Regions from separate parts of the Homo sapiens genome. Here region 2 is linked to region 1. Evidence: chromatin loops called from intact Hi-C (ENCODE). Cell type or tissue: CD4-positive, alpha-beta T cell. All regions are shown on one strand.

What was found. Hi-C counts contacts between places; a loop is a spot of excess contacts. Peaks named below come from ENCODE experiments on the same cell type or tissue, not always from the same donor. Only the 100,000 strongest peaks of a DNase experiment are listed, where the experiment ranks them.
Region 2: it touches region 1 in a loop (4-fold over the local background); 7 of 110 quality-filtered maps call a loop at or near these places.

Annotation. Positions count from the first base shown.
Region 1 is chr15:52,330,486-52,332,985 of GRCh38, reverse strand. MYO5A (myosin VA) reads left to right here. Exons shown (of 42, transcript NM_001382347.1): 35 at 2,487-2,500. Among named protein-coding and RNA genes, the nearest start is that of MYO5C, 36 kb to the right of the region's middle. RefSeq lists an enhancer at 1,109-1,238. In CD4-positive, alpha-beta T cell, a CTCF peak has its summit at 1,397 (motif pointing left); a DNase peak (open chromatin) is centred at 1,345; H3K27ac peaks cover 383 bases.
Region 2 is chr15:52,596,053-52,598,552 of GRCh38, reverse strand. All of the region lies in intron 9 of ATOSA (atos homolog A), which reads left to right. Among named protein-coding and RNA genes, the nearest start is that of ARPP19, 28 kb to the right of the region's middle. In CD4-positive, alpha-beta T cell, no CTCF peak of the experiment used is centred here; no DNase peak of the experiment used is centred here.

The sequences.
Region 1 (2,500 bases):
TCTTTATTTATTTATTTATTGAGATGGAGTTTGGCTTTCATCACTCAGGCTGCAGTGCAGTGGCGTGATCTCGGCTCACTGCAACCTCTGCCTCCCAGGTTCAAGCGATTCTCCTGCCTCAGCCTCCCAAGTAGCTGGGATTACAGGCATGTACCACCATGCCCGGCTAATTTTTTGTATTTTTAGTAGAGATGGGGTTTCTCCATGTTGGTCAGGGTGGTCTTGAACTCCTGAACTCAGGTGATCTGCCTGCCTTGGCCTCCCAAAGTGCTCTGATTATAGGTGTGAGTCACTGTGCCCGGCCAACATTTTATTTTAATTAGTAGATAATATTGCAAAATCAATCAAGGTTATGTTGAACTGACATCTAAATTTCATTTGTGAGCTTTGCAAAGACTTAAGTCCCTAGGGAGAATTCAGAGGCAGAGAGAAAGTTTTTAGTGAGAGTATGGCACATTCTATCTGACATTTTTATACAGTACCAAAAATATCCTGGTTAGAGATTTTGCAAAAGGAAGGTGAAGCTTCCTTTTAAAACATAAACTTTCTTAGTAAAAATATCCATTGTATTTCACAAATTCTGAGATGCAGTGTTTCCCATTTCAACATCTCTGAAATTGGGGTGTATCTTACAATTGTTGATGGGTTATAGTTTAGTTGGCAATTTTTTTAGTGTTACATAAAATACTGTATTTCATAACCGATAGCATCATAGATTTGATAAATCAGTGGGTTTAAAATATGCTCTTTGGGTTACATGGAGTCCAAATATGTGCATTTATTGATAAACCTAGTATGTTGAACTTGTTTTCTCCCAGTTTCCCCTTTTGGAATTGTACATGCGGCTTAAAAGTTACTAGTGGCATAGATGGCAGGGGTTTTATAATTTTGTTTTTTACATGCAGCTGCAGGTTTATGATCTGTAGAGGCCACTGTGTGCTGCTTCAGAGGTCCTTGTGGTGTTGTGTTTAAACTGACACCAGAAATTATGTAAAACCAAACAGTTTGAGTCTCCTTTTCTCTTGCATGGAAGAATATACTTTAGAGTTAGTCCCGTGGCTTTCATACTGGATCATGCATATGAAAAACTAGATTATGGGAGATGGCCGTAGCCCTGATCTGTCCAATCACAATCTGACCACTCTTTAGATATCATAGTGTTGCTGGATGGTGGTGACTTCACCTAAACCAGATTTTCAGCGCTGATAGTCCCAGTGTGTGCTGCTGCAGCATGAGGTGGACGGTGTGTCACCAGGCTCCATGCCACATAAGCAAGAGCACTGGCAGGTACTGATGTTCTCTGTGATAACCTCTTCCTGTGGGACTGGCTTCTCAGAACTAACCCAGGAAATTACCCAGAGTGACACAAGAAGCACTACTGACACCTCGTGGAGTCAGCAATATTAAGCTTTCTAATGTTTTTGCATCTGATCTGCATTTTGTTTGACAGCAATCTCAGAACTCAAACTTAATCTGCCCTTAAACAAATCTCTTAACCACTCTCCCTCCCTGTAGATAAAAGGATAAAAAACCTGGTTACTAGCGTGTATCTCCACAGTGGCTGTGGTAACTCATATGTCCCTTTACTTTTTGTTGGATTTCCCACTCAAGTCTCAATTTTGAGATGAAATTGGAGACTTTTTTTTTTAACCTTTAGCATAATTCTCTAGCTGCTGCCCTTGACAATAGTGACTATTTTTAACATCTGAAAGCATTGTAAACCAGTGGTTGTACTTCATTGATTGCAACTTTATAAGTAGAATTTTTAACATTATATTAAAAAGAAATAAAAAATAATAACATTTAGGAAATCATACTACATAGAGATAGTTTATCTGTTCATGATTTCTCTGGGAATGAGGATGGCAGGAGAAAATTAGGTCTTTGCCATATGAGGCCTTTGTGAAAAATAATACATTTTGGACCAAGTGGTATGAAGAAACACTCTTCTACCAGCTATCTGTATGTGTTTTGAATTGATTGTAATGATACATTTAAAGTAAATGTTCTTTTGCTTTTAATGGCTAAAGTCATTGAGCCAAGAGCAAGGGGGAATTGTTTCTGCTCCTTCTGCCCCTTTGTAGGATATTGATTGTTCCTCCTGTGAATTAAAGTCAAAATATGTTTAACCATTTCTGATTAGTATCAATTAATTAACAAATCTGTTAAACCACTTACTTTTTGGACATTTAATCTTATTAAAAAGTAAGCCTTATTACATAAAAAAAAGTTTTGAGTCATGTAAGGTTATTTGATGTTAATTTACAGTTAGGCAGGAGTGGCTTTCAGAGTAAGATGACCATATAATTTTGCCATCTGTTCACCCAATTTTAACAGAAAAAAATTATTTTAAGAGAAGGCAATTAAGTGGCAAATATGGCAAGTTTCGGTTGTTGTAGAATGCATTCAAAATTATAGGAACTTGGAGACCTCTCATGTTTTTTATATGGAAAACATTTTCTCCTCCTTTCTTACTTCTCATAAAGTGGGCCAGATGGAG
Region 2 (2,500 bases), 270 kb before region 1:
AATTTGACATTCTGTGCAATAAAAGATGGGGTTAGACTTGAGTCACTAAAATGACACATTAGACTTGTTTAATGAAAACAGGGCAAAGTCTTATCCCTGTAATGTTGTTGGGGGAAATCATGATCCTTAGACATTATTTGTGGGGCATTAGGTGGAGTCTGGAAACACATGGACACAGAATAACACCCAAATAGTCTAATAGCTAATAGTCACCTTTTCTTGCCACCATTTAGAGCAAGCTTGTCCAGCCTGCGGCCCAGGACAGCTTTGAATGCAGCCCAACACAAATTCGTAAACTTTCTTAAAATGTTGTTAGATTTTTTTTGTGATTTTTTTAAGCTCATCAGCTATTGTTAATGAGTGTGTATATGTAAGTATCTATATATATCTACATATATATTTTTGTTTGTTTGTTTGTTTGTTTGTTTTGAGACAGAGTCTCACTCTGTTCCCCAGGTCTGAGTGCAATGGTGCAACCTTGGCTCACTGCAACCTCCGCCTCCTGGGTTCAAGCAGTTCTCCTGCCTCAGCCTCCCAAGTAACTGGGATTACAGGAGCGCGCCACCATGCCCAGCTAATTTTTGTATTTTCAGTAGAGACGAGTTTCACCATGCTGGTCAGGCTGGTCTCAAACTCTTGAACTCAGGTGATCCACCTGCCTCGGCCTCCCAAAGTGCTGGGATTACAGGCATAAGCCACCACGCCTAGCCAATATTAGTATATTTTACATGTGGCCCAAGACAATTCACATTTTACATATGCCCCAAGACAATTCTTCTTCCAGTGTGGCCCAGGGAAGCCAAAAGATTGGACACCCCTGATTTAGAGTTTTCTACTGCAAAACCTTGTCATCATCCATTCAATTCATCTGTCCTGTGATTTTCTTCATTCAGTTCAGTCCAGCATAATACAACCATTGGAAATGAGTTATTTTTCCTATATGAGGGAATCTTAGTGCTTTCTGTCACTGTAAAATAGCTTGTATATTCTATAATTTTATATAAATGTAGTCACACAGTATTTACTCTTAGGGGGTGGCTTGGGGATTTATTTAAGTGAGTGTCATTGTTTTTAAGATAATCCATGTTGTCCTGCATATCAAGAGTTCATTCGTTTTTATTACTGTTGTATGGATAGACCACAGTTTGTTTATTCATTCACCTGATTTTAGACATTTGGGTTGTCACCACTTCGGGGTTATTAAAAATAAAGCTGCTATAAACATTTGTGTATGAATTTTTATGTGGACATAAATTTTCATTTCACTTGGGTAACTACATTAGAATAGAACAGAATAGAATAGAGAATAGAATAGAATAGAATAGAATAGAATAGAATAGAATAGAATAGAATAGAATAGAATAGAATAGAATAGAATAGAATAGAACAGAACAGAACAGAATAAAATAGAATAGTTTAACTGTTAAGAAACTGCCAAGCTATTTTCCAAAGTGATTATACCATTTTAATTTGCATCAGCATCGTATGAGAGTTCTAGTTCTTCCACATCCTTGCCATTGTTTGCACTGATCAGTCATTTTCATCTTAATTATTGTGGTTTTAATTTGTATTTCCCTGATGACTATTGATGTTGATCCTCTTTTCCTGCACTTACTTGCCAAATAAGCATATATGTTTTCCAAATATTTTTTCCAAGTCTGAAGTTTGGCTGTACATTTTTGTGATAGTGTCTTTACAAGAGTAAAAGATTTTAAGTTTTTTGATGTCGAATTTTCTTTATGAATCTTACTTTTGATGTTGAATCTAAAAAAACATTGCCTAGCCCAAGGCTTCTTTACACTAATACTGTTGATATTTGAGTTAGATAATTCTTCTGAAGGGCTGTTTGTGCATTGTGGGATGTTTAGCAGAATCTCTGGCCTCTACCCACTTGATTCCAATAGTACCCCCATGCCTAGTTCTAGCAACCAAAAATGTCTTCATATATTACCATATATCCCCTGGGTGAGAACCACTGGCCCAACCCAAGGTCACAAAGCTTTTTTTCTGTTTTCTTCTGAAAGTTTGTATTAGCTCATACGTTTAGATCTGTGATCTATTTTGAGTTAATTTTTACATGATAGGAGGTGTGCGATCAAGGTTCCCTTTTACGCATATGGATGTTCAATTTTCTAGTCTTGAAATCAGGTAATGTGAGTCCTAACTTTATTGTTCTTTCTCAGAATTGCTTAAACTATTCTAGCTCCTTTATCTTTTCATATAAATTTTAGAATCATCTTGTCTATTTCCACAAAATAGCCTGCTGAGATTTTGTTTGGCCTACATTAATACAGGTCGATTGGAGGAAAATTGACATCTTAAAAATATAAAGTCTTTCAATCCCTGAAATTCATTTATTTATATATTCTTTTATTTGTTTCATCAGTGTTTTATAGTTTTTAGCATGCATATCTTGGACATCTTTTTTATTTTTAATAGGGGTAGGGACTTTTCTCTGTCACCCAGGCTGGAGTGTAGCTGCGTGATCATACCTCACTGC